Regions from separate parts of the Mus musculus genome. Here region 1 is linked to region 2. Evidence: chromatin loops called from intact Hi-C (ENCODE). Cell type or tissue: left cerebral cortex. All regions are shown on one strand. Links, peaks and the distances in the headings refer to the core of each region. The heading gives the core; the rest is flanking DNA.

Region 1 (15,345 bases), core at 3,820-11,819, 370 kb before region 2:
CATAGATATTCAGAATTCAGAGTTCCTCTTGGGAGATTTTAACTTTGATGAGTATGAAGTGTCCCTCCTTGTCTTTTTTGATAACTTTGGGTTGGAAGTCGATTTTATTCTATATTAGAATGGCTACTCCAGCTTGTTTCTTCAGACCATTTGCTTGGAAAATTGTTTTCCAGCCTTTCACTCTGAGGTAGTGTCTGTCTTTTTCCCTGAGATGGGTTTCCTGTAAGCAGCAGAATGTTAGGTCCTATTTGTGTAGCCAGTCTGTTAGTCTATCTCTTTTTATTGTGGAATTGATTCCATTGATATTAAGATATATTAAGGAAAATTAATTGTTGCTTCCTATTATTTTTGTTGTTAGAGTTGGCATTCTGTTCTTGTGGCTATCTTTTTTTAGGTTTGTTGAAGGATTACTTTCTTGCTTTTTCTAGGGCGTAGTTTCCATCCTTGTATTAGGTTTTTTTTTTTTTTTCTGTTATTATCCTTTGAAGGGCTATATTTGTGGAAAGATATTGTGTGAATTTGGTTTTGTCATGGAATACTTTGGTTTTCCATCTATGGTAATTGAAAGTTTAACTGGATATAGTAGCCTGGGCTGGCATTTGTGTTCTCTTAGTGTCTGTATAACATCTGTCCAGGATGTTTTGGCTTTCATAGACTCTGGTGAAAATTTTGGTGTAATTCTAATAGGCCTGCCTTTATATGTTACTTGACCTCTTTCCCTTACTGCTTTTAATATTATATCTTTATTTAGTGCATTTGTTGTTCTGATTATTATGTGTCAGGAGGAATTTCTTTTCTGCTCCATTCTATTTGGAGTTCTGTAGGCTTCTTGTATGTTCATGGGCAACTCTTTTTTTTAGGTTTGGAAAGTTTTCTTCTATAATTTTGTTGAAGAAATTTGCTGGTCCTATATGTTGAAAATCATCATTCTCATCTACTCCTATTATCCATAGGTTTGGTCTTCTCCTTGTGTCCTGGATTTCCTGGATGTTTTGACTTAGTATCTTTTTGCATTTTCCATTTTCTTTGATTGTTGTGCCCATGTTTTCTATGGAATCTTCTGCACCTGAGATTCTCTCTTCCATCTCTTGTAGTCTCTTGCTGATGCTCACATCTGTGGTTCCACATTTCTTTCCTAGGGTTTCTATCTCTAGTGCTGCCTCATTTTGGGTTTTCTTTATTGTTTCTACTTCCCTTTTTAGGTCTTGTATTATTTTGTTCAATTCCATCACCTGTTTGGATGTGTTTTCCTGTTTTTCTTTAAGGACTTCTACCTGTTTTGCAGTGTTCTCCTGTATTTCTTTAAGTGAGTTATTAAAGTCCTTCTTGATGTCCTCTACCATCATCATGAGATATGCTTTTAAATCCGGGTCTAGCTTTTCGGGTGTGTTGGGGTATCCAGGACTGGCTGAGATGGGAGTGCTGGGTTCTGATGATGATGAGTGGTCTTGGTTTCTGTTAGTAAGATTCTTACATTTGCCTTTCGCCATCTGGTAATCTCTGGAGTTAGTTGTTATAGTTGTCTCTGGTTGGAGCTTGTTCCTCCTGTGATTCTGTTAGCCTCTATCAGCAGACCTGGGAGACTAGATCTCTTCTGAGTTTCAGTGGTCAGAGTATTCTCTGCAGGCAAGCTCTCCTCTTACAGGGACGGTGCACAGATATCTGGCATTTGGACCTGTCTCCTGGCAGAAGATGAAGGCTCGAAACAGGGACTGTCCCAGAAGCTGTGTAGCTTCTGTAGTCTGCACTCTCACCTGTGCAGACTAGTCTCTGAGTGATCCAGGACCAGAGATGGCTCCCCCAGGCGCTCCAGCAAAGCCCTCTCGGGCGGGGTGGACACCTCTTCTCTGGCAGGGAAGGTGCCCGGATGTCTGGAACCTGAAATGGATCTGTCCCAGAAGCTATGTCCCTTCTGCCTGTTCCAGAAGCTGTGTAGCTTCTGTAGTCCACACTCTCACTTGTGCAGACTAGTCTCTGAGGGATCCAGGAACCAAGATGGCTCCCTCACGTGCTCTGGCCAGAGTAGGACCTTTTTAATAGAGGCTTGATAATCTAAATTTCTCTGAGCTTCCAAGGGGTCCTGTGTGTCTTTTAGACATTTTTTGTTTTATTTCTGCTGTCACCAGGAGGTAATTTATAAACTGTTGAGGGGACTTTATCTTCAGGTTTCAGCATGACAGAATGTTGAGTTATATTATCAACAAGGAAGCTAGTGGGTTTCCCCTCCACTTTTAGGGTTACTTTGAGCTTGGGGAGGGCATCTAAACCCCATGCCCCCTATTCTTTATTTTCTAATGCTAAGGTTTCAATGGGCTTCTTCTTTGAGAGGGGAATTCCCTAGTCCAGTGTCCTTCCTCTTTCCAATAAGTACATTGGTTCTTTCTTAAGTGGGGGCACTCTCCATCCTTAGTCCCCCCCCCCCTTACCTCTTTCTTCAGAAGCCATCTGGTTTAGGCATCTCCTGTGGTCTTCTGGTTTGGCTCTGGCTGCCATCTGGATCTTTGCCAGGTCTTAAGTCTGTTGCCTCTGTCCTCTGATCTGCTACTCTTCTGCCACTATCCCTACCACTAAGTCCCTCAGACTCTTCTCCTAACCTCCCTCCTTGCCTAATGTCATGCTTTGGCCAGATTAGTTGGCTGTTTTTCAGCCACTTTGAGACCTTCTAGCAGAGCCTCACAGTAAACCAAGAGCCTCCTCTTACCTTCAACAGTGTTACATTACCCATCTGATTGAGTTAGGGGGAAGCAAGCATAAATAGCTGCTAGGTTGTTTGGGGGGGAGGACTCCCCTGTACATCTAAGAACCTCTGCCTAGATTTTCTCCCTCTCTTCTGTGATATAGGGAATTTGCAAAAGTCAATAAAAGTCAGTAGTGGCAAAAGGCCAATAGTGATACGGTTGGTTCCCTTGGTGATCAACTGGTCCAGCTACCCGCAAGGGCAGGAAGATGGACTCTGGCTCAGAAGGCAGTCCACATCGACTTTGTGTCCCTACATCAAGTCTCCCATTCCCTGCCTGCTATCGGGATGCCTGTGGTGGCTTCTTTCCTGCCTGAGGGGTTGAATAAGGTATGGGTGGAAAGATAGCATCCTTTTCTGTTCTCCATTGGAGGACAGAATAGAAGAATGGTGCAGAAAGGAGATGAATGGTCTGGCATCCTTTGTATCCTTGGGCTTTTTAGTAGCCAAGGCAAGATCTTCCGCCTATTGTCTGGTGAAAAAAGAGTTAAGCCAAGATGGTGGGTCCTCTAGGAGGTTTTACCAAACCATCACATAAGGTATTTGGTCCAGTTGGCCAAATTTTAGTTTGAAAATGACTTTCTTGATCCCTTGGCACAATCTCAGGTCAAAAGATTCTTCTGGGGGGTCAGTCAATGTTAAAAGTGGGCCATTCTGACCTACAGAATGTGGTCAACTTATCTTTCTTAATAATGACTGAGAGATTCTCCCTCCTATTTCTAACATCCTTAAAATTACTAAGGAGCAATTCTAATGGGGTTGAAGATGCCTGTTCCATGTTGATAAGTCCGTCAAAGTTACCTCATAATGAGAAACCCAAGTATAATACACAAAATCACAAATTTGACTTTTCCTCTCTATCAGGCAGAAATGAGAAACAACTGGAAAATGGCACTCATACACACAAAAAAGAAACTCATCCCTTCTTCTCTGTCACGTAGCACACAAAAACACAAGTTTGACCTTTTCTCCCTATCATACAGAAGCGAGAAACAAGAAAATGGCACTCAAACACAAAAAAGAAACTCACCCCTTGCTCCTTGTCAGGAAGAGACAAAGGTAGTCAGATTGGTGTGACACCCTTGTCTTTCTGAGCTCGCACCCACCCCAGATCGGGGTTCAGAACATCTCCATGTCCCTCATGGCCACGGTTGGTCCCCTGATACATTTATCTTAACCAAATCCGATCCCTGGATACAGATTCAAGGCCTTTTTTTCTGAACAGATTACAGATGTGGCACCACTCAGAGTTTACCAACAAAGAACAGCATAGACCAGGCACTGTGTGGAACCAAGCTGTTTCACTAAGCAGACTACATGGACAGATTTAACATGTGGACAAACAGGAAGCTCAAAACACAAACAAACAAACAAACAAACCTTTTTTATTGGATATTTTCTTTATTTACATTTCAAATGTTATCCCTTTTTCTGGTTTCCCTATCCCATCCTTTTTCCACCTGCTTCTATGAGGGTGCTCCCCCTTAGACCCACCCCCTCCCACCTCACCACCCTGGCATTTCCCCTACATTAGGGAATCAAGCCTTCACAGGATCAAGGGCCTCTCCTCCTACTGATGCCAGACAATGCCATCCTCTGCTACATATGCGGCTGGAACCATGACTCCCTCAATATGTACTCTTTGGTCGGTGGTTTAGTCCCTGGGAGCTCTGCTGGGTCTGGTTAGTTGATATTGTTGTTCTTCCTATGGGGTTGCAAACCCCTTCAGCTCTTTCAGTCCTTCCCCTAACTCCCCCATTGGGGTCCCTTTGCTCAGTCCAATGGTTGGCTGTGAGCATACACCTCTGTATTTGTCAGGCTCTGGCAGAGCCTCTCAGGAGACAGCTATAAAAGTCTCCTTTCAGCAAACACTTCTTAGCATCCACAATAGTGTCTGAGTTTGGTGTCTGTCTATGGAATGGATACCCAGGTGGAGCAATCAATCTCTGGGTGGCCTTTCCTTCAGTCTCTGCTCTATAATTTTTCCCTGTATTTCCTTTAGACAGAAGCCATTATGGATTAAAATTTTGGAGATGAGTGGGTGGTCCCATCCCCCAACCAGGGTCCTTGACTAACCTCTGGGTATGGTCTCTACAGGTAGTCCCTCCCCTTTGTTGTGCATTTCAGCTAATCTCATCCCTGTTGGGTCCTGGGAGTCTCTTGCTTTCCTGGCATCTGGGACTTGTTAGTGATTACTCCCAATTCCCCATCCCCCATTGCTACACACCTCCTCTATTCAAATTCCTGACTTTTCTGTACATCATCCCCATCTCCTCCCATACCTGATCCCGAGGAAGAGAGAATAAAAGAAGCTCTTAACATGGACAGATTTATCATACAGGCAGACAGGAAACAGGAAGTTTATCATAGAACTACAAACACACATATAGACAGGCCTAGACTGAATTTGCCAACATCAAGACACTCTAGATTAGTAGTCCTGAAGGTCAAGGGGAATTTTCCCACCAACACACCAAAATGTAGTATAAGGAAGTGTTTGTGAACCCTGAAGGACCAATCAGGAGCCGATCCAGTGCAATCACACCAGGGTCTTTATTCATAAGCTCAAGCTCGGATTTAATTCACCTCTGACCCATAGGACTGTTCTGGTGGGAAAAAGCCCCAAACACTCATTGGGACAAGGTTTTATAGGAAATGACAAGCATGGGGTGAGTGTTTCTAGCCTAGCAAGCATCTACTTGGGGGGCTACTGTGGCCTTTAGCACAATTGGCTGGTGCTGGGAGCCAAACCATAAACTTAACTTCTGCTTTCCTCCTTACGGGTGGTTGTTAGGCAGGGGTGGGCTTGTAACTTGGAGGTGCAGATTTGCTGTAGAATAACCTGGAAACTGGTGCTAGATGCTGGATTTGCTGAGGGAGAACAGCATGGAAACTGAATCTAGGCTCAGGTTTTGTTGGGGGATGAGTTGAAAACTGAAGCCAGGTACCAGCCTGTTAGTTTACTTGATTTTAAACTTAGGTCAGGTTTTCTAAGATAGAGTCTGAACCCCAAAAGTGTGGTCTCTCAAAAGCACTTAAAAAAAAAAACAGAAAGAAAAGTTGACTACAGTGGGTTTACATAAAACAGAGAGAAGAGAACTGTTCACAGTAATATTCAAAGAAAAACATCTGATGGTGTCCACGAACCAGGTTGTATTTCTGAGTCACGGGTACCAACATCTTTTAGTCTCTGTATCATTTTACTCATTAATTGAATTGAACTCACAGTCCTTTTATGACAAACACAAACCCAAGGTTATTATAAGCATTCCTTCCTAAGTACTTCATGCCCTACCTGCCCTGACCTGAGGTTGATGCTGGAGTTCCAAGGATGTAGGTCTCAGAAGGAGGCAGCACAGATTGCAGTGCTGGAGTGCCAGCTTCCACTCCCAGCACAAGTGTCCCAACAAGTATCAAATTGTGTGCGCCCTGTCTAATGCCTCCAAATCTAAACACTGATCATGCTGTAGTTAAACGTCACCCTGACAACTTGGGAATCTTTGCCAATGACTGAAACAAGTGTTTATGGGATGCTTTCCAGGAAACTAGGATTTGATCAACACTGCTTTTAAAATGATGAACATTCATCCTGAACACCTAATTCAATTCACACATGGGCACTGTTTGTTCTGTGTAGCCAGAGACCCAGCCAGCAGCTCTATTACTCAAGTCTCTTAGGGATACGGGCAAATAAGGGAAACCTCAGGCCCTTGAAGCTGAGACGAGCAAGAGTGGAAAACAAAACAAAACAAAAATCTGCAAAAATCCAGTCATGATATGATATAGCACCTAAAATGTTACCTCATTGGGGGAATTAGCGTAGAAGAGAATTGTCTTTCTTAAGGGGGTTCTTTTTCCTGATCATGGATTCTGGCACCTCTCACAGAAGCTAAGTAGAGTAAATTCATGTCCTTGAACTAATGGCCGCTCTTGCTCTTGCTCTTGCTCTTGCTCTTGCTCTTGCTCTTGCTCTTGCTCTTGCTCTTGCTCTTGCTCTTGCTCTTGCTCTTGCTCTTGCTCATGCAACTGTCTTCATCATTCACCTTTCTTTCTAACAAATACATAGTTAGGCTTAATGAACAAAGACTAGGGAGCACACTAACAAACCTAAAGGAGCTCTAAACATACTGATGACTCTAGGAGGCATCTCTATCATGATCCTAGTGATATACAGGGTCAAGAAACTTCAAATTCTATCTACCTGACTTTCAAGTCAGGGAGGGGAGTAAACATGGATTTATCACTGTAGATAAAAGAGGAGGCCATTGTCATATCTTGATCAGTCTTTTAATTACTGGTGATAGTGGTGCCATATCTGACCCTGAGATACCAATAACAAAGTTAACAGTTTTCATGTATATATTGAAATCTAATTTAAACTTCAAGACAACTAGAAAATGTTAGCCCTGTTACAACAGAATCGTTAACCCTGCTACAGACAAGGAAATAGGAGATTGTTTAAAGCAGACTTGCAAGCTCACATGTAAGCAGTTCCTGTCATCACAGTGTAAAATTGTGTCACTTTATGAAGATCTGAGGAAGTCCTTAGTGAGGGGTAGTCCTGGGGCTGCTGCTGCCAGCCAGGGGAGTAAGGTGGCAGTCCTGGCAGAGCACAAAGCTGCATTCCCAATACATTAGAAAAATTGTAGTTACAAAAGGACTTCAGAGATGCATACATTTTAACAATGCTTAGAGACCCCTCGCCCACAGTCATAGTCATTTCACAATCATTCAAAAGGAATGAGCCTGAGCCACAGTTGGCCCGTCTTCCCAAGACTCAGACACATGTATTCATGGCTTGCTATTAACAGCCAACTGGAAAGAATACACATAAAACCTTGTAGGGTGAGGGCTTTGGGGACATCTATGTTTCGGTCATTTACACCAACCTAGGAAACCCCAAAGCCTAGGTACATGTTTCAAGTTGTAATGCATCCCCTTGTACACTGAGTAAACTGTGCAATTGTTTTCTATGTAAAGTAACAAACCTTTTGCCAGCAGGTGGCAGTCTTGCAGAAAAGATCAGTGGGAATTTGGGAAATCTGATATTAAGAAAATTTCAAGTTTTAGAAAGAACTATGCATCCAATATGATTAAATCGTACTATAAGCCTGAAATTTTATGAACAATGCCAACTAGACATGTCCATTCAATTAACTTCAAAAATACAAGTCACTGTATACAAGCATTATTTGATTCCATCAACAGGGTGTCCTGCTGCATACTAGATGAAGATACAAGGTTGAAACAATTCTAAGGAATGGTAGAAAACAGAATCAGTTTAAATATTGATTTTTTTTTTACAACTGACACACTTAATATAATCTGTCTTCTTATGTGAGACTGGCAGAATATTGCGTAGTCTTGAAGTGGTGTTTTTATGTTTTTTAAGACTATTTTTTATTCTAGAGAAGCGTGTGTGTGTGTGTGTGTGTGTGTGTGTGTGTGTATGTGTGTGTGTGTGCTTCTTAGGAAGGCCAACATACACTTAACACTTCAAGGTCCATCAGCATATTGTTCAAAGTTAAAATGGCAAATTCTACTTGGCAGTCATAGCAAATGAGTATTTACTCTCAAAATATTTGCTGGGTCTCTTACAGGAAGCTAATTTTTCTTCAAGGAAACCACACTTTCAGAAGGTGAACTGTGTCCCCCACATTCCTATAAAAGAAAATCCCAATTCCCACTCTTGGAATCTGATCTTACATGGAATCAAGATTGCAGCACGAGTTAGGATTACATCATACTCTGATGTTTGGTGCTCTGTTAGACAGGATATGCTGCCTTTGTCCCCAGATGCACTGACTGTAAATGCGCCAAGTGCCCCCAGTGCCTCTGTCTTCACAAATGCACTGAAATCTGACGTAGGTGTTCACACATCAATTAGAAGAGCAGCTTGAAGGAAAAAAAAAAAAAGTATTTTATGAGGAAGTTGTAGAAAGTCAAAGATTCTGGGCAAATCTTCTTTGGCAATTTAATATTAAGTGTGACTGATGGTAAAGATCAGTGAAAACTTAGGCAGTGGGCTCTGAGGAGGATTCCATCTGAATTTTTGGCCTCAGGGATGCTCACAGGGCATTACTGCAGGAACAGCACAGCTATAAATCATGGGCTTACTGGTAGCATCGCTGCACTTTGGGCTGTCCTATTGGCTCTTCTTTTCTTTCTTCCTTTCTTTCTTTCTTTTTTTTTTTTAAATTGGTTATTTTATTTATTTACTTTTCAAATGTAATCCCACTTCCCAGTTTCCCCTCCTTAAACCCACTTCCCCCTCCTTGCCCCTCCTTCCCCCTCCATGTGTACTCTTTGGTTGGTGGTTTAGTCTCTGGGAGCTCTGGGAGGGTCAGGGTCTGGTTGGTTGATATTGTTCTTCCTGTGGGGTTGCAAACTCCTTCAGCTCCTTCAGGCCTTCCCCTAACTCTTCCATTGGGCTCCCCATGCTCAATCTGATGGTTGGCTGCAAGCATCTGCATCTGTATTGGTCAGGTTCTGGCAGAGCCTCCCAGGAGGCATCCATATCAGGCTCCTGTCAGTAAGCACTTCTTGGCATCAGCAATAGTGTCTGGGTTTGGTGTCTGTATATGGGATGGATCTCCAGGTGGGGCAGTCTCTGGATGGCCTTTCTTTCGGTCTCTGCTCCACTCTTTGTCCCTGCATTTCCTTTTGACAGGAACAATTCTGGGTTAATAGTTTTGAGATGGGTAGGTGGCCCCTTTTCTTTAGTCCATTTTATCCTTCTTGGTCAAAGAGTGCATCACCTGGCACTGTACCCTTTGTGCAACAGAGCTAAACTTTCAGTTCTGAATGCCAACCCAAAAAGGTGTTCCAGAATGATCCTAATCTTGGTCCTTGAACTTGGAACTTTCCTTCTTCAGTGTGAAGACTTCGCTGATTCTGGAAATTAAATGAAGAAACAACAACAAGGTGTACCTTCTCCGTGCTCATTTGCTTTACTTATTTAATTAGCATCTCCACTTTCATGAGATGATTGGGGTGCCAGGCAGTAAAATCCTGCCCACCATGTTAATTGTGAAATGTGTACTCTGAAAGGGACAGATCATCGTCTTTTATAGCACTATAAAATCTATTCAGATACTACATGGCAATGTGTGCTTTATCCATGTTGCTAGCAGGCTGGGCTTTCAAAACCAAACTATTGCCTGGCCAGCCATATTACCCTTTCCATGGAGCAAATAATCAAAGAAAAATTGTCCAGCTTAATAACCCTGATCATATGACAGAAGTACAAAGATCCATGATGTCCACAGAATCCAAGCAGTTCATTATTCAGTCTGCATTCAGTAGTATGGTAAGTGCAAAGTGTCCATGTGACCTCAGAATAACCAATCTGAGACTAAGACCTCTGCAGAATGAGCAGGAATGCATCCTTTTGCTGAGTTAAACCTTCATAGTCATTATTGGAAGCTAAATTCAATTCTGCTTTCTTGGCATCTAAGGAATCAAGTTTTCTCACAATGAATTTCTCACGAGCCTTGGCATCTGGATTCTTTACCAGCATTAACGAGGAGGTCCTGGTACTTAAGCTAGTAAAGATATTATCAAAAGAAAGGCTTGGGCAAGTACCATGCAGCTCTAACTATAGAGTGAAAACACTGCACTTTTGTACAAAGATGTGTGTGTGTGTACCCACCTGTGCATGTGTTCAAGATGCACATGCATGTGTGAGTGCCTATAGCAGCCAGACATGATGATAACTGTCTTCTTGAATGAGTTTTCATTGATTCATCTACGCTAACTGACCACCTATCTCCACAAACACCCCAGTTTTAGGTTTATAGATAGCCTTCTCCAACCTAGTGCTAGACTTGTGTGCTGCTAGGCCCAGACTTTACCCAAGTATAGGGAGTCTGTACTGGGATCCTCATACTTTCAGGTCAGACACTTTATAGACTATGGCGTCTCTCCAGTCCCCAAAACACTATCAATGATAAACCTCAAGACACATAATCGACTTTAAACTGACCCTCAGGATTTGCATGGTTTTGCTTATAATGGCGAAACAGTGAACTAGTGGGGTCTACCCTATAAAATCTCTCCTTTGAAAACCTTAGAATGGTGGAGCAGATTCTTCCTAAGGCCTGGAGTTAAAAATGAAACTGGATTTTAAACATAAATGATGTGTGCGGCACATCATGTGCACCTTATGATCTGAGGAAAATAACCACCAGAGCAAGAGTTCCAGCAGCAAGGCTTTGGCGTGGTTTTCTTCGACGCTGGAACTCGGGACTTTTGTCCACGATAGGCAAGCACTCTACCACCGAGCTACAGTTTCAGTCCACCAAAATCTCGACGAGCAAGCTCACTTCCACATGGCAGGAAGATCTAGGACAGCTCTGAAACAATCAAATTCAATTAGAAAAGATCTTTCCTTTCATATCACAGGGAGCTGTCTAAGGGTTAATAGACTCTCTTGATTTAGCACCTGAGCCTTCTCTACATAAGATATGTCTTACGATGCTTACTCCCCTAAGACAGAAACCTTTAAAAGGATAAAAGCTTGTTATTGAGACACAAAGGAGTAAATTCTATGGAAGGGGGAACACTATGCTGTCACTTCTCAGCTTCCATTCTCCTGGGAATTTGATAGACAGCTTCAAAGCAGCAAACAACCGAGTGGGGCTGGTGAAGAAGCTCATTTCATAGGATGCTGGCACAAAGGCTGAGGTCAATCATCAGCCCTAGGCCCCCCACCCCAAAGGAACAGGGTGGTACCTGCTTATAATCCCAATACTCAGGAGGTAGAGGCAGGAAGATCAGAAGTTCAAGTTGACCTTTGTCTACTTAGCGAGTTGGAGGACAACTTGAGCTATATCCCTGTCTCAAAATAATAAAAAAAAAAAATCAAAATCAAAATTAAACCAGATATGAGCGCTTCCCTGACTGGACAGTTCTTTCACTCCTGCCGTTCGGGGCATTTTGTGCATAAGAATTAGAATATGAAGCAAGGTGTGGGAATATACACCTCTAACTTTCTTTGGAGCTGAGGAAAAATAATGGAGTTTGTCTTAGTTAGGGTTTCTATTCCTGCACAAACATCATGACCAAGAAGCAAGTTGGGGAGGAAAGGGTTTATTCAGCTTACACTTCCACATTGCTGTTGATCACCAAAGGAAATCAGGACTGGAACTCAAGCAGGTCAGGAAGCAGGAGCTGATGTAGAGGCCATGGAGGGATGTTCTTTACTGGCTTGCTTCCCCTGGCTTGCTCAGCCTGCTCTCTTATAGAACTCAAGACTACCATCCCAGAGATGGTCCCACCCACAAGGGGCCCTTCCCCCTTGATCACTAATTAAGAAAATGCCCCATAGCTGGATCTCATGGAAGCACTTCCCCGACTGAAACTCCTTTCTCTGTGATAACTACAGCTTGTGTCAAGTTGACACACAAAACCAGCCAGTACAGAGTTCATGACCAGCTTGTGCTAGCAAGACATTGTAACCAACCTGTGATACAAGACATTGTCTCAAAACAAAAACAACAAACAGAAACTAGTGTGGGACAATGGGCTGCGCACAGACAGCCTGGTCTTCAGTCAAGCATAGGCCTTGAACCCTCCCCCACGCCCCCAGCCTTGGTGGGTGGAGATTTTCACCTGCATGGGACTGCAGGACTTTGGCCACGCCCCTGGCACTTAGCTGAAGCCTCCCACAGCCCCCCTGCAGAGAGGTATAAGGCATCAATCACAAAGTAGCAGCACTAAGCCCTCTCACATGCAAATAAAGTTTCCCCAAACGCTCAGTCCAAACCAATTAGAAATACCTGCTTTCAAACCCTGAATCATCCCCAAGACTGTATATAGGTCTTTTTTGGTTGGTTGGTTGGTTGGTTGGTTGGTTGGTTGGTTGGTTTGGTTTGGTTTGGTTTCTCTGTATAGCCGACTGTCCTGGAACTCACTTTGTAGACCAGGCTGGCCTCGAACTCAGAAATCCGCCTGCCTCTGCCTCCCAAGTGCTGGGATTAAAGGCGTGTGCCACCAAGTCTTATCCAAGGGAATAAAGGTGTGCGACAACTACTCGGTAGTCTGAGTCTTTGTCCTAAGAGCTGAAACACTTGGGAAGAGATCTGCTATCCCGAAGCGCCGCTGGAGGCCTTGCTGCACTTCTCACAGGCTAGTTGGCTTCTCCTTGGCCCACCCCGACCTGATTCAGTGCAGGACCGGCGGACAGAATTATGGCACGGCAGAGATGGAGGTGGAGCCAACTGGAGCAGCAAAAGTGGGGAAGTAACTTCCCCTCCTTGCCTGCATTCACCAGAACCTGTGTACCAGGCCTGGCCAGAGATCTCTCTGGAAAAACTCTGGTACCCAGGCCCTCAAACTAGTATTTGAAACATATGTATAAATGGTATGATAAATGTTGTGGTCAGCTTAAGGAATCTTCCACTACTAACTATGGTACCTATTTCTGCCTCAGAAATCTCTCCCCAAACACTCGATTGCTAATAACCAAATAATCGTAGTCTCTTTTTTCAAATGAGTATTCAAAATGAAGTCATTGGCTTTCTTTCACATGCTAAATATCCCAACATAGACCATTTTATCAGAAAGCTACATAAATCAATAACAAATTAATATTCTCATTAACAGACACTTAGAAAGCTATCTTAGATGCAGGATCCAACCTGGTTGCCAAGGCTGTACAAACAGATGTTACCTCTGTTTCAAGGGGTTTTAATTCTAATTGGTGAAGACAAACAATACACACTAAATGTGGTTTACACAGTAAAACAATTTCAATGTTGTATCAAAAAAATAAAATTATGTAACGATGTTTAACAAAATACTGCAGACTGTTTAAAAATGTAAATTTCATTTTATTTTATGATTGCTGATATTTTTCCTTGTAATTCAGTCATTGAAATTGCATTTATTGTACTTAATATTTTTATTAATCTTCTAGCTCTCCTGCCATAATTAAATCATGGGATGAAAGTCACTCTCTAATTAGCTTTATGGCTTTCAGAAAAGATACCCTGGTTCTTTTTTAAATGAACTGTCACTATAAATTATGCAGCATACCTAAATCATTAGACAAACATGACATATATATTTTATAATAGATTAAAAGATATGCATCAGGTTTGATTTTCCTACTTACTCCCAATTCCAGTTTCACTCATCCAACATATTGCATCTGGTCCATTCTAAAGCCTCATGAATTATATGGCAAATTTCATGTAATGGCATCAAGAGAGAACCATACAGGAGCTTACCTATCATGGCTAATCCAGCAGCGACCCACAGTCATCCTATTGCCACTCTAACAATTAGTGTTATATGAGAAAAATATTCTCTCCACAATCATTGTGTTTCTATATGGTAAAGATACTGCCATTTCAAGAGGTGTTCTCCTTGCACAGGACCATGAAGTGAAGGTAAACATTCCCTCGACAAATCCATGCTTGCTGTTCTTCCAGAGCCCTACCCTGGGCTACTCTTAAATGTACTGCTGAACAGAATGGGCAGTTCCAGAAAGGAATGTAATTCCAAAGCTGGGTGGCTTATGAAGGACACTTGGGAAATCCTCAGAGGTTATACAGTGCCCAAGATAGGAGCAGATATAACAGCACTCCAGCACAGAAAGGTAGCAGACCATCAGAACAAGCTCAGGGAAGCAGGGCATTTAGAGGGTGGTGGGAGAGTCCCTTAAGCCACAGCACCAGGCTTCTGCCTCTGAAGCCATCAGGAGGATCTGGGAGGTCAAATGACCACTACCTTCCCTTCAACCCTGATGACAGTGGGTAGGGTCCAAGGAGCAGCTGAGGTGCTTAGGAAACCTGTATCCAGAAGCAGTCTTGAGCATCTAGAAGTGCCCGTGAGCCTGTGCTTTAAGCTTCCAGTCCCCTTCCACCCCAGGGGGCATGGCCCTCAGACGGGGACAATTAGATATGCCCTTTTCCTAGAGGAAATGAGTCTCCACTGAAGCTAGGACCGGACACTGAAGGCAAACATAGGGATCAGGATAAGGAGACAATGAAACAGTAGCATCTTTAAAGCTGGCAATGTCGTCTCCTTAAAATGGTTTCCTCACAGTTCAGCAGGCGCATCCTATAAACAGGGTTCTCAGAAAGGGATGGAAGAGATGAATCACACGGGAGACGATGGCTCCATCAGTAAGTGCTTGCGTAGAAATCATGAGTACCGGAACTCAGATCCTCAGAACCCGTGTGAAAAACTGGGCTTATGCCTGCAATTTCAGTGCTGGGGTGGGAGCGGGGTTCTTTGGGGCTCCATGGACAGCCAGTTGGTTTTTCTTAAAAATACATATAGCACACAGAATTAAAGGAAGGAAGGGAGGAAGAGAGGAGGAAGGGAGGAAGGGGAGGTGGGGGAGGGAGGAAGGAAAGGAAAAGAAAAGGGAGGGGCGGGGAGGGAAGGGAAGGGAATGGTGGGAGGGAGGGAGGGAGAGAAAGGTTCAAGAACCCCTGGATTCTACAGTTTATGTGTTCTCTCCTTACTCATCATAGTTTCCATTTTAACTTAGCAGCTGTTTAACGGAATCTTTCACCTGAACTGGTATCTTAGAAAACATAACTAGCCACATCAGCACATGCACTCTGAACACCAACCCTGGAATCCAGCCATCGGAG
Region 2 (15,014 bases), core at 1-8,000:
AGCAGAGTTGCAACAGTGGTTCTCAGGGATGGAAGGCTGGGAATGGGGGTGGGAGTAGTGGGTCTAGTCAGGGGTAGAGGTTTCAGTTACCAAGTGACCTACTTAATGTACAGTGCAACGGCCCTAGCTACAGATGAGCTGTGTGCTACCTCAAATACAAGTGTTTCTATCTCTAGCACACACATGAAAGACAAACGGATCTATGTGGGGTTGACTTAATGCTTCCACAATATACACTTTTATCAAAGTATCACTTTGTACCTCAAATATATACACACAATTACAGTTTGCAAATTAAAACAAAAACAAGCATCCAGGAAAAGGAAAATTAAACACTGCATAATTTTTAAAAGGCTAAGAGGGAAAACACACATACAGATGAATATAAGGCTCATTGATAAGAAAAAAAAGATAAAACAATAATCCAATTTAAAAGCTGCTATAGAAGACTGAGAAAAGACAACATATTCAACTGCTCCTGAAAGAATGGGGAGATCTGGTTGATTGACTTGGTTCCCTCCCGGCTGCAGCAAATCTCTGACAGTGAGACAGTGGGGGGGGGGGGGGGGGTCTTCCTTCACTTTACACCTAACCAAGCACACTTATCTTTAGGAATCAAAAGGAATTGTAGCCACAATGCTTATTAACAAATATGAATGTGCGCATAAAGACATAAAAATGTACTAAGGTGATAGTACTGGATGCTCTTTTTAACAACAACACTTGGAAGAGTTTCTGCAATTGGGCACTCCTTTTACAAATTACAAATGTATGGAACTATGGCGCCATGACTCTCACTCCAACTTTTCAGTAGAATGTCACCTAGTAGTGCTTGCAAGACCCTGTAGCCATTGAGGATTGAAAGCAAAAGTTCTGGGATGACACTGCTGAGCTCAGTCTGACACTTATTGCTGTGAGACCTTAGGAATGATAGTTCAACTCTTTCTCAAGTTTCCACACTTGTTAATTGGAAAAAAGTCAATGTATTTACTTTATGGAATTAATGAAAAATAAATTGAGAGAGAATGTATTCTATTTACATGTATTATATCATATATTTTGGAAGTGTCTGCTAACAATTTTGACTACAAAGCAAGTAGAAATTCTACAAAGCAGAATCAGTGGTCAAACCCCACAGGATGCTGCTTTGATATATGACCCACCACAGAGATCAAATCTGGCTTCCTGAGAAGTCTGAAAATTATTACCAACTTGTCACAACAGGAAACAGAAAGCCTATCACCAACATGACCTGGACATTTGCCATTTTTCTACCAAAAAGCCCAGAACTTTAACAAATCTGTTCTTCTGAACTCCATATATTCAGAATCAGAATAATTCTTTAAAGTTTTCATAAGGTACATAGACGGCACTATTTCCAAGCAATGACCTTAGTTATTTATACTGACCTCTTAAAATAATTTGAGCTGCCACTCAAAGAGAGGCTTTGAAGTAAGTAGCAAAGGGAGAGGAAGGGGCAGGGGTTGAACAGTATCTGTGATAAATTCTGTCAACACCATATAAACATTCAATGTGAGAAAATACCCATACGTCATACACTTAAATTTAAAGCCATATTTAAAAAACAACAAACAACACATCAGCAGAAACAGCACCTCTCAAAACTGCTCAACAACATCCACATAAGCATTGGACTTCTTGTATATACTCCCGAACTGAAAAACCATTTTTTTTTTTTGTAATTTACAGAGGTATGTAAAACTGACCCAAGGAAAATAATCTAAATTTTTCATGGGTAAAAAGTACATCTACAAAGTATCAGTTATATATAAGCCACAGTGATCGTGCAGGAACTGAATACACGGCTCAAAAAAAGTTTGCAGAACTGAACTTTTTAAATTTTATACTCGCACACGCGGAGAGGTATTAAAAGGTTTGGTCCAATTGTCTTAAAGAGTCATCCTTTTCAAAGGAAATCGAAATCTCGGCCTAGAATTAGAACACACCCGATGAATATGCAATTAACTTCCTTGTGGTCTAATTTTAAAACGCCATACTTTAAATAAAGCACACAGGACGAAAAGTTCTCTAAAGTAACTTCTGTTTCAACAAGTTTACTACCAAAACGCAAATATCCACACAAAAAATGATTTGATATGCATAAGTCTAAAGACCAAATAAGATAAAATAAAAAAACCTAAACGTTTTTAAACTTGAGCAAACTGTAAATTCAAGACTAATTCTGTGCTGGTTCCTAGTTTTTAATTCTACGTATAGGTCCTTCGAAGGTTCCGGGAGGGAACAGGAGAGATTTTAATGGGCTGGACAGCAGGTAGGTGGGCACCTCGGCCAGAGCCCGGCCTCGCGGTCCACCGTCAAGGCGTGAAGCTGACAGCTGGCGACTCACCTTGCAGCTCAGAGGCATAGCAAGCTGGGCGGCTGGTGGCTGCGCTGCCTGTGGACCCCGCATCTGCTTGCGATCGCGCGCCAGCCGCCCCGGGAGCTTCACCGGGACACCGCTGCCGGGTGGCCACCCCGGCGGACTTTACTGCTACCGGCCTTTCAGGAGAGGTTACGTAAAGGCGGCCAGGTGGGACCGGCGGAGGCTGGTTTCAGGGTGAAGTTCAATCCTCCGGCTCCAGCGGGCCCTCAAACCAACCCGCCTCTGCCCCGACTGGAGGCTCACTGCGCTCTCCAAGGACTACAGGAGCAGTCGCGCTCCACCTCGGGAGGAAAGTAACGCGGTTCTCACGCCTCCGCCCACTCCAGCCTCATCCTCCGGACAGACGGACGGACGGCCCGCCCCGAGCGCACCGGCAACGAGCTGGCGAGGTGACAGCCGAGCGATTCCGCGACCAGCCCTGACCCGCTGAACTGGAAGAGAAGCTGCAGGAGTCGGAGCCCGACAGGTGCGTCGCACGCGCGTGACGTCAGCGCGTTGACGTGAACGGCCGCTCGGCGTCCCACCGTCCAAGCACTTCCACGGCCGCACTGGGAGGCACCTCTGCGCCTATTGGTCGGAATGGAGCGATGGGCGTGACCAGGGCGTGGCCGGGAGAAGACCTCCTAGGGGAGCCTCGAAGGCCACGCTGGGCGGCCGAGGTGCCACCTGCTCTCACGTCGCTCACGTTCTCCCCGGCGGAGAAAGCGCTTCGGAAGTGTGCGGTCCCCGGCATCGTGGCAATGCCTGGCTTCCGCTCAGCGGTGAGAAGCCGAAGCAGGCGGAAGCGAGCGTATGACCCCCGGGGTTCCAGAGCCGCGTCTAATGCTACAGGGCCTGTAATGGTGTACAGAGTGTACTACGGTATCATCCAGCCTTATGCGCCGTCGCAGGTTATGCGCTTTAACAAAAAAATACCAAAGAAAATCCTGATGAGTCCAAATTTAGACACCATGCATTTCCAAAGAGCTGAGGGTTCCACGTGGTCTTACATACTGGGTTCCTGTCGTGTGTCACAATATATAGGAAGCCTGTTCCCCTTGCTCAAGGAGCTGTATTGTGACTCAGCAGGGAGGTGCATAAATAAATTCCTGGCCTCGGCCAGAGCTTGCCCAAGAGCCTGGTGAACAGGTAGGTGCAGTGTTTGTAACTGGACAAGACCTGTGGGACCAGGATGGCAGTCGCCACTGGGTGGCAGAATTAAGACATGTCTTGGTTGAGTGTCTCATGTATATTTATATATCGCCTAATGAATACTAATGTCCTAGTATATTTACTGTCTTACATATATTAAGTGTGACTTGAGCTCTCACTGCTGACATGTAGCCTGATTCTTTTGCAGGGGGAGCGTCTAGATTTTTTATTAAAAGCAGTAGTCATAGCCAATCGATCTATTTTCTATAAAGATGACAGATTCCTTCTGAACTGTTTTAGTTCTTTTGTGAAAGATTACTCCTTTAAGTAGACAAGAAAACTGTCTACTTATACATTTGTTTTCGTTTGTTTGTTTGGTTGGTTGGTTTTTTGGTAACACTTATACACTGATTTGTGAGAATAATTTATTTTAAAACATGTGGTGGGCACAGTTTGTGGCATACCAGAAGTGCTGTGTTCTACTTCAAGCTTGACAGAAGTAAAATACTTAATTTCTGGCATACATCCAACCACACTAGTAGTTCTCAATCTTTACTCTCTTCAGAGAAATAATTTTAACTGTTTCCAGGTTAGATGTAAGCCTTTCTGTAAGTACTCCTGAAGGAAAATGAGATTTTGTAACTTGTGATTCATGTAAAAGAGTTGTCTATGAGCCCGTGGCCTGGGGCCGAGAACAAAGCAGAACAGACAGGGCTGTTGTTAAGACATTCCTAAGAACAGCTTGACTGTAAAAATGAAAAAATGCAAGGACGGCGCAGGCAAGGCTATCTTGTCTGAGTCGACACCATCTGGCCGGAACCTCCCCTCTGTCTACTGCCCCATGACACCGGGTAAAGTCATACATCAACTGGTTACTATGTGAACAAAGATAAGCCCCTTATCCCATAAAAACCCCTAGCTTTCGAGCCTCGTGGCCGACATCTGTTATCTCCTATGTGGGATGCATGTCGGTCTGGAGCTCCGTAATTAAACGTCCTCATGTAATTACATCAGGATGGTCCTTCGTGATTTTTTGGGTGCATGCCGAATCGGGAATTGGGTGGGGGTTTCCCTACTAGGTTCTAACACTCCTTAAATGTGTGAGGCTCAGAAGCACCACATTCAATAATGTTCTGTGTGATAGCGTCATCAAAAAATAGATTACAGCCAAGAAATCAACTTCTTTGTGATTCCTCCAAGATTCTTGTCAGAAAAAAATCAGCTGACACAAAATCTCTTCTTTAACAGACCTGAGTTGAAAGAAAGAGTCGGGACATCCCTGGCACTGTGTAGTATAAGTGCTGTGACAGGAACACTTGCAACATCATCTCGTCCCTTGTCCTCATTGACAGGGATCTTATCAACCCTTTTAAGAGTGATATTCTTACGGCAGAGATAATTCTCAGCAAGGAATTTTTATAGACTTATAAAAAAAATAAAAGAACAACAAACAAAAACCAGCAGCCTGACTATCAAAATTCTTAGAACTTTAATGAGAGTTTGTGTGACTCTCCTGTTGCTATGCACAGGTATTTATTATATGAGAGTTCTATAGGATAGAATTCTGACACAAGTCTCACTGGTTAAAATCAAAGTTGGCTAAGTTGTTTTCTTCTAGAGGCCTGAGGGAGGAATCAGCCTTGGTGCTGTTGAAGTTATTAGAAAACATTTGAATTTCTTGGCTCATTTACTCCCTCATCTTCAAAGCCGTCAGTGAAAGGCAGAGTCTTCCCATAACCTAACTTATTGATTCTAGGGATTAAACAGACAAGGCTGTCTTTGGGGAGCTAAAATATGCTGCCCGCCCTGGAATAATGTCTTAGTATACATTCTAATATACTGGAGGTATTCAGAGACACAGAAGTAATTTATCTGCAAAAGGTCACTTTCTCTTTTTAAGTTGGATTTTATTGTTGGTAGAAGTGAGCTTAAGCAGTGATAATAACCAAACCCTGTTAATATTTAGGAAAAAAAAAAAAAAAAAAAAAACGAAAGAACTCAAAGTGCAAGTGTATTTCCACCAAATGTACCATAACCTGTCCGTTAGTCTTCCTGACACCGGGGCCAAAGGAAAATAAATAAATAAATAGTGCCTATGACCTGTGAAAGGCCTAAGACTTTCCCCATGTTAGTAGGCTTCCTGCTTTGAGAATGCCAGGTTGTATTTTGTAAATCTGGCAAAAAAAAAAAAAAAAAAAGAAAGGAAGGAAGGAAGGAAGGAAGAAAGAAAGAAAGAAAGAAAGAAAGAAAGAAAGAAAGAAAGAAGCCAAAAAGAGCACCAGGAAGCACATATGTTTCCTCTGGATTATTCTTTTTATGTTGCTATGGACTTTCCTTGAAATAAGAAACTAGGTCCACACACCTTTAATACCAGGACTGGGGAGAAAGACAGAGGCAGCAGGTCTCTGTAAGTTTGAGGGGAGCCTGGTCTAGAAAGAATGGAAGGAAGGGAAAGAAAAGAAAGAAACTAAGCAACATGTAGATCATTTGCCTAGGGTAGATAAGACCCTGGATTTCCACGTCCAGCACCACGAATAAATAACATCAGCTACAACAGCAAATCACAAAAACCCACCCATGTCTATCAGGAGAATCTTAGCATAAGTCTACGTTATGATTTCCTTCTGGCAGCAGCAGTATCAAGGATGTAGTAAAATCTGACTCTTGTCCTTTGCCTTTTTCACTAAGATAAATCCCATTATCTTGAGCAGCTTTGGAGTCCCATGGAATAGCAAAGGATTTTCCCGTTTCATGTGATTCTTTTCTACAAAATCCTGCCTTGCCTAATAATACAGCCACATTTTCAAATCAGTCATGAAAGGATTCCTTTCTCATATTTTGTGCAGCCAAAGGCTCAGTCTTTCAATAATGCACGAAGGTGTCTACCTGTGATCCCAGCCCTGTGAAAGGGCTAAGTCTTTACCTTAGGGGAGCAGAGACATGAGGCTTGCCACAAGTTTAAGGGCAGCCAGATTACATATACTTAATATAGTGAATTCTAGGCCAATCACAGGTACACAGGAAACCCTATCTAGAAAAAATATAAAAATAAAATTTTAAAAATAAAATGAAAAACAAAATAATGCCCTGATATTGAATTGTGTAACAGTATTAAGAGTAAGTATCCTTTCTGTTGTTTCTGTGACACTGTGGACTCCAGGGTATCTGACCTGAAAGCTTCCAGGCTATTGTGGTAACCCTGCCTCCCGCCCCACACTGAGTTGCTGAGGTTATGGAACCTGCCCCCACATCTGCCTTAGGTTCTAGGGCTCACACTCACTGTTAAGTGCTTTTACCCACTCAGCCATCTGTGTTGGTGGTAGTATTTCCTTTAATAGGTGTTTGTTGGAGGCAATAGGTGTTGTTGAAGGTGTTTAATAGGTGTTTGTTGTAAAACCCTCATGTGGGGTTTTATGTTCTCGTGAATTATTTTCATAGCAAGATGTTTTAAAGCAAGGCCAATTCTCGTGTTTTTTCTCCATGTACCTACTCCTTTATCTGCTCTTTTTCCATATTATGATGCTGTTTCTAGGTTATGACTAGCTAAATAAATTTTTTTCTTAAAAGTTACCCACTGTCAGATAGTCATTCCACAACACCAACAGAAGATGGACCAAGACAGAGACCAATGAAGACACCGAAAAGAAATATAGAAATAAATACAAATATAAGTGGTAATTTAATATATGTAAGATTATACCTCTAGTCAGAGACAAAGGAATATCTAGTTTCCCTCCAAAAAGAATACAAAGATGGTTCTCATGTGGTAATTACAGAAAGTAATTTCAGATGGATTAAGACTACTAAAGCAAAAGAAAATTGAAGTTATTTCATAGCTGGAGATTGAGAATATGCATGGCAAGAGAGGAGACAGACAGGATTGATTGTATTTAATATAATTTTTCCATGGAGCCAAAGACACCATTAAAAAAAGTCTTAGACCAATAGAAACATTTGTTTATATCATGGCAAACTGTTAGCTTCTTTATTTCATAAATAGCTTATATAATATTATGTAATTTATTATGTTTTATTTGTCATGTGAGTGCACACATGTACATTATATGTCATTACCTATGAATATCCGAGGAAAACCTGTGAGGGTTAGTTCTCTTCTTCGACTATATAGGTCCTTGGGATTGAATTGAGGTCATCATGACTGGCAGAAAGCACTTTTACTCCCTGAACCAACACACCATCCCTAAACTGACTTCTAGTAGCACAACATATGAAAGACAATCAAGGCAAAATTGCAAAACTTAGGCAAAATTAAGAGAACTACACAGGACTGTGAGTCTAATTTTAGGCACTTTTTGTGTAAAGGTAACCCAAGATATTTAACATAAGTTCCAAATACGACTGACATTGATTTCCCCCACCTAATTAATGTTGCCTCTCTATGCCTTTTTGTTTTAAACCAAATACATGGCCCAAATGACACCAGACTTGTTTTAGACCTAGCCTTTAAAAGAATTGGCAGTTTCTGTCTTCCTTATTTGAAGGCAGCTGCTGTGGAAAAACCATCACTGAGATCACAATGCTGAGAGCAATCCTAGCTATTCATGTGGAGAGACTGGAGGACACCAAGGATCTCCCACATGAATGAAGCTTCCTGGAGCATCCAGTGAGCCATAAGCACTAACTGAGAAGCTAAATGCATCATCTTAATCCAGGCTGTGTGGAGCAGAACTACTTGGCGGAACCATCCTTGACCGCCAGCTCACATAACTGAGAGGCCCCAAATGTTTAAAGATAATTTGTTACCCAACAGTATGTATCCACAGTACAGCAGCATTAAAGTGGGAAATGCATGCATACATACATACATTTGACTTAGTAAACCTACTTTTAGGAATCCCTTAGAAATAAAAGTGTATTAACCCCCCTCATCAAAGAAGCCTCTTTTTTTTTTTCTTTTTCCTGCAAATGGAAACCATCACAGACAACCAGAAAGGGACACAATGCAGAAATCAATGGATATATCTACATCCATGATTCAAAATACCTCAGAAGGGAAAGATTGTAAGAGCCAAAATTCCAAGAAGTCATTTATAATCTGTCCTAGAAATGGCTATATAACAGCTAGAGCAATGGTAATATCAATGGGTATGCTGGGGGAGGGGGGTAGAAAGTTTTAGTGGTGTTTCATCCCTTGACAATGAATGACAGCTAACTAATGACTGCTGGAGAATTACCCTCTCCCAGGGATGAGCCCTTTTATTGACTGTTGAATATAGAGTGATCAGCCTGGAAGCCATATATACACACGATGGAGCAAATAGGTTTTATTTACATATATTTGTGCATACACATGTAACAAGTATAATTAAAGAAGCCATCAAGTTGAGGGGAGACATGGGAAGCAAATGTGGGAGGGAAAGAAGGAGGAAGCAGTATAATTTTATTTCAATTAAAAACATTTTTAAGAATACAATATGGTGAGAAACAAGTGGGTTTTAGTACATACATATCACAAAATTTTTTTGCAAGTGTATTTGTGTGTGGCATGTGTGTTTGGATCTATGGGCACATGTAGAGGGGGTGTGCATTAATGTGTACATGTAGAGGCACAAAGATGGCATTGAATATCTTACTCAATTGCTCTCTGCTTTATCAAGGGAAGGTCTCTCAGTATGTATAGACTTCACCAATTCTGGCCAGCTTACCCATGAATCTCCTGTCTCTGCTGGGGTACAGGCAACCAACAGGCCTATCCAATCTTTTTACATGGGTTCTAGAGATCTGAACTACAGTTGTTTACAGCAGACATTTTATCTGTTAAGGCTCTGCCCCGATCTGCTGACCATGGAATCCTCATATTGACAGGAGTTTGATGTTTTTTAGAGAGATGTTCAGGATCTACTGTTAAATTATGTGTGTATGATATACCATAAAGAAATTTGTGTATCATAACCCACTTTAAAACATTAGTACTAATATGCATACATACATGAGTATTCTTTATTACATAGAAATATTTTTTAAGAATTTGGAGATACATCATATTTCAAGGACAACTTCTCTCTTTTTTTTAAATATTTAGTTATTTTATTTTTATAAGTACACTGTATCTGTCTTCAGACACACCAGAAGAGTGGATTGGATCACATACAGATGCTTGTGAGCCACAATGGGGTTGCTAGGAATTGAATTCAGGACCTCTGTAAGAGTAGTCAGTGCTCTTAACCGCTGAGCCATTTCTCCAGCCCCAAAATATTTTTGTATTCTAAAGACTACTAGATTGTTCCAAGGACCAAAACTACTTTCTTTAAAAAGAAGATTCCACTAGCATACTTAAGACTAAAAAATATTTGTGTTGTAAAAATCAAACATTAAATAGTACAGGGACGTATAAACCTGGTGATTTCCCTTTCTAGTCTCTTCTTTTCCTCAAACTACGTCAGCATAACAGTTGAAATAACAGTCAGTAAAAAAAGATCCTGTTTAGCTTTTGAGTATTTCATTGTTTAAATATATTGTGATCTAAACAGTTTTTTGTAGACAATTACATTGGTTCTAAGTTATCTGGTTATAAACAATAAACGTACATTTCATATGTTCCTCTTTGGCTCCATTTTTCAAGATGTAAAATTCTACAGTCAAAGAGTGTACACATTGACAACATGCTTTTAGAAAGACTAGCAATTTATATTCCCATCAATAGCTGGACCACTGCCTAAAGCATTATCTTCAGATATAACTGAGTAGCCATTCTTCTTTTTTTCCTTTTTTTTATTACGTATTTTCTTCAATTACATTTCCAATGCTATCCCAAAAGCCCCCCCCCCCCCGACTCCCCTACCCACCCATTCCCATTTTTTGGCCCTGGCATTCCCCTGTACTGGGGCATATAACGTTTGCCTGACCAATGGGCCTCTCTTTCCAGTGATGGCCGACTAGGTCATCTTTTGATACATATGCAGCTAGAGTCAAGAGCTCTGGGGTACTGGTTAGTTCATAATGTTGTTCCTCCGATAGGATTGCAGATCTCTTTAGCTCCTTGGATACTTTCTCTAGCTCCTCCATTGGGGGCCCTGTGATCCATCCAATAGTTGACTGTGAGCATCCACTTCTGTGTTTGCTAGGCCCCGGCCTAGTCTCACAAGGGACAGCTATATCACCGTCCTTGCAACAAAAGCTTGCTAGTGTACGCAATGGTGTCATCGCTTGGAGGCTAATTATGGGATGGATCCCTGGATATCGCAGTCTCTAGATGGACCATCCTTTTGTCTCAGCTCCAAACTTTGTCTCTGTAACTCCTTCCATGGGTGATTGTTTCCAATTCTAAGAATGAGCAAAGTGTCCACACTTTGGTCTTTGTTCTTCTTCAGTTTCATATGTTTTACATATTGTACCTTATATCTCGCTATACTAAGTTTCTGGGTTAATATCCACTTATCAGTGCGTAGCCATTCTTTACGCAAGCAGCAAAAAAGTATTTGCTTAGATTAGCAGGTCGCAGTGATGCCCCCTCACTTTGCTGGATAGGGTTATGTGGGCAGAACTAGAGTTGTACATAGAAAAATTCCTGCCAGGTGGAGTTGGATGGAGCTAAAGATTAGAATTAAAAACATATGGGAAATAAGTCTCTTGTAGTTTCCTGGAGATTGAAGAGCTGAATCACGATGGGCGTGGTGGCGCACGCCTTTAATCCCAGCACTCTGGAGGCAGACGCAGGCGGATTTCTGAGTTCGAGGCCAGCCTGGTCTACAAAGTGATTTCCAGGACAGCCAGGACTATACAGAGAAACAAACAAACAAAAACCAAACAAACAAGAGCTGACTCTCAACATTTGTTTAATGTACTAGCTTAGGTAACTTGCAGTGTCACCATCTGGCAAAGAAGCCCTTAATCTGTCCATTTCCAAGCTGGAAAGAATTATAAGCTCCTGAACCTAGAAAAGTCGATTTGGGTGTGTGGGATGGGGAAAGGATGGAAAAGAGAAATCAACTGTCTACAGATCTTAGGCAAGGTCTATGCAGCCTCGGTAGTGTTCCATTCACACGAATGGAACAATGTGGACAGCAACTATGGCTGTATACAAAGACACTATCCTCTTCCTGCCTCAAGTATGGACTTCTAGAGTGCCATCCTCTAGCTCACTGAGTAGAGCTACTCGGGATGACACCAGGCTTGTTCTCAACTGTTTCAATTCCTGCATCGAATGATTTTTAGTCTACTGTACATCGTCAGTCCCTTCAGTATAAAGTGTATATACAGTAAACATAAAGGTGTAGGACACTGTAATGTAACTTTGTATTCTAAAAATTAAAGATAAAACTGCTTCGTTTAAGTTCACGAAGTAACTGTGGATATGTGCATAAGTTCAGGTCCCGGTGCTTGCAGAAGATGCTCCTGAAGTTGTTACAGGTGAGTTAACCAGACCAAGGTTTGCGTCCCAGAACCCTGGTCTTCTGTCTTCAGAGATGAGCTGTTTGAGCCATCCCTTAAAATAACTTTTTAAAGGGCATTGTACTTAAAGAAAAATTACTTGTAAATATTTGGCATCCTCAGTTAAGTAATGAGCGCTCAAATTAAAAGTACCTTATCTGTGTACCGTGTGGGAAAAAGTTGTTAATATGCTCTCTTCAGTCTGAGTCAGATTCCTGAGCGAAATTCCCGCCTTCACTCAGCCTAATTCTTTCCGGTTTTACTTTATTCTACCGACACCCGTCTTTCACATGCTCCTTTGAGCTTGGAGTACCTCACGCTCTCCCTTTGGTGCTTGGAGTTTTTAACTCTTGAAGTTGCTCCAGTCTCCACCTCCCCGCCCCCAGTCCCCGGTGCTTGCACCAATGCACTTGCCCAGTCCTTTCTCTAGTCCCAGTACTTCCTAGCTCTTTTGGCCCAAACATATTCCAATGGCCCCGCCCCTTGACGATGCCCCGCCCCATTCCCCCGTCCCCGATTCTGCCCTACCCATCCCCGGCTTGCTACGCTCCGCTCCCAAACCGCCCTTTTTAGCTTTTACCTACCACAGGCCCCCCACTCACTGCACCCTCTCCCTAGCCTCTCTCTCCTCTAGGCCGGCCTCTGGTCCTTCACGCTCCCCGCTAGCTCAGCTGCTGGCTGAGAGCCGGGTCCCACTAGCTTTCCTATTCCGTAACCCCGCCCTTCCCCGGAGCCCCGCCCCATCACTCTTAGTCCAGCCCCGCCCCGCACGTACAGTCCGTTCGCTTCGCCTGGCCCCGCCCCCCGCAGATCCCGGCTCCTCCCCTGCAGCGCCACAAGTCGGCTCCTGCGCGCTGACGTCACACGCCAGCGACAGTGACGCGAGGGCCGTTCCCCTCTCCTCAGCAGTAGCTCTATGGTTTCAGGGCGGCAACGTGCAGCGTCCTTACCTTGAGCCTGTGCAGTTGCCCTCACCCCGGAATCCATAGTCACTGTGACGAGGCGGGAGGACTTGGGCGACAGGTAGCCTCCCAGTCCCACACGCTGCGGGTCCGCGCCTGGCCAAGCCACCTCGACCTGTGAAGTTGGGGGCGGTACCCAGCAACTCCCCCTGTGCAGCCGCCGTTTCCAAGGGGTCAGGAACCGCTGTGTTTGTTTCGTCCGCGTAGCCAGGGCGGGTCGCGGAGTACTGTGCCTGACCCGACGGTGGCAAGTCTGACGCGTCAGCCAGAGACCGGTGCCCGGTGTAGGAGTCGCAGCCTGGGCTGTGAGCGGCTGCTGGGTAGACAGACTTGCTTTCTCTTACAGCATGTCATTTCCAAAATGCATCGTGGTGCTTCTGCCTTAAGTCCTATAGGAAGACACTGCCGCCACTAGACCGGTGCTTATGGTCGCCACTGTTATTCTGACTCAGGTCCCGTGTCATTGAGGTGAGTTGCGCGTGGGAAAGCAGTGACAGGCAGACAAGCAGAATGGTGAACTCACCGGGAGTGAGGAGACCTGTATAGATCTGTGGAGTGCATGGATACTCGCCTTAAGTGTTTGCGCCTAAAGCACCTTCTCCTTAAGTTGTTAATGGGGAGGACTTGTGTATGGCTCAAGGCAATTCTTTGGTATTCTAAAAAGATAACGCTCTCTTAAGAGACGATAAACTAATCTAAGTAGATGATAAGTCACTTAAATAGATTAGATTAGATGCCTGTATATTTTAATGAGAAAAATAGCAGTTAACTGGTTACCCTAAAGCTTTCCATGGTTTGACACAATTTCCACGTGTAAAGTATTAAAAGTTTTGCCACTTTAATAATTCAGTGTAACTTTGGGAAGGGGTCTTGGGGATTGGATGACAGGAACTCATTTTTGCTAGGCAGGTGATCTGCCACTGAGTTATATACCCTGCCCAATGTTTTATTCTTCCCTGTAAGATCTCCCTAGAAGCAGAAATATTTTTACTGCCTACATAAATCACATCGGAAATGTTTGTGAAGGCTTAAAAGCCCTAGTCCATCTGAGCTTTCACGGTGATGGGCTTTGCTTATGCTGCAGTAAGTGGAGGTGATGGGCAGCAGCCAGATGGAAAAAGAAGCAGTTCTTTGTTTCTAGTTTCTAGGATCTAGAGGTCTACATTTAAAATGGCCTCTTGTTCTGGTGAAACCAGAGTAACAGATTTTGTGGGGAAACTGGTTTTTACACTGAAAAAGAAAGTCTGTCAGAAATCTGATGAAGGCTGTGGGACTTAACCACAGTTCTTTTGAGGTCGTGTTACTAATGCATTGGCACTGTATTCCAAGTAGGTTTTACCCTTCTAGAATCGTGGACATGATAGCTTTTCAACAGAGGAAGTTTCTTTTTGCTTGTTGATAGTTTCTACTATAAACTCCTTGGGTATTGTCTAAATATATTTACCAAGAAGAAAACACATACTTAAAAAATATTAGCAATTCTTTATTTTTTTTCTAGAGATTCCTCATAATGAAAAAAATAGAGAATTTTCCTTTCTTGGAAAACACATTGACCGTTTTCTACAATTCAGGTTGTCTCTATTGTTTTGGAAGAACCGTGTGTATAGATTTTGCCTGCAGACAGTACCAGAAGACCTCTTGGCATCTGTTAGAAGTAGGCCTCACCTATTCCTAATGTTTCCCTTTGGAATAACCTATCCATCAAATATCTGAAAGAGCTAATGCTTAATCTCTGTCAGTGTTTTCCTAACTGATGGAGATGCAGTTTAAAATTCCTGTACTCTGAAACTTTTAATATGTGGTTCATGTTATTTATCAAGCACTACTTACTTGAAACAGTTCTTAGAAAATTAGAAAGGTACCTATCTAATTTGACTGGAATTGAGGAATATTTTTCTGGAGCATAGTTGATATACTTAAAAAGAAACAAGATATTGTAGTAGCATGAATTTAAATGTTAAGGTGAAGTGTTTGGAAATGGAAAATTGTTCAAGGATGCCTGGTGAATAGTAGGCAGATGCTTCTGCCTCCAACCTGTAACCCCATCCTGTTCAAAATTTAAATAGGGACATTGAGATGGACCAGCAGATAAAGACACTTGCCACCAAGCCTGATGCCTGAATGAC

Evidence for each region. Peaks named below come from ENCODE experiments on the same cell type or tissue, not always from the same donor. Only the 100,000 strongest peaks of a DNase experiment are listed, where the experiment ranks them.
Region 1: a loop joins it to region 2, with 2.7 times the contacts of the local background. A loop is called at or near these places in 2 of 42 quality-filtered maps.

Annotation. Positions count from the first base shown.
Region 1 is chr8:60,609,404-60,624,748 of GRCm38, forward strand. It overlaps Gm34730 (a long non-coding RNA gene), which reads right to left. Exons shown (of 3, transcript XR_379010.3): 2 at 10,899-11,091; 3 at 7,011-9,631. Among named protein-coding and RNA genes, the nearest start is that of Gm34730, 15 kb to the right of the region's middle. In left cerebral cortex, for the core only: CTCF peaks have their summits at 7,725 (motif pointing right) and 7,924; a DNase peak (open chromatin) is centred at 7,736.
Region 2 is chr8:60,980,408-60,995,421 of GRCm38, forward strand. Clcn3 (chloride channel, voltage-sensitive 3) reads right to left here and starts at 2,904. Exons shown (of 13, transcript NM_173873.1): 1 at 2,369-2,904. It overlaps Nek1 (NIMA (never in mitosis gene a)-related expressed kinase 1), which reads left to right and starts at 12,786. Exons shown (of 33, transcript NM_175089.4): 1 at 12,786-13,356. In left cerebral cortex, for the core only: CTCF peaks have their summits at 2,923 and 3,594 (motif pointing right); DNase peaks (open chromatin) are centred at 2,940, 3,518 and 4,335; H3K4me3 peaks cover 2,199 bases; H3K27ac peaks cover 1,284 bases.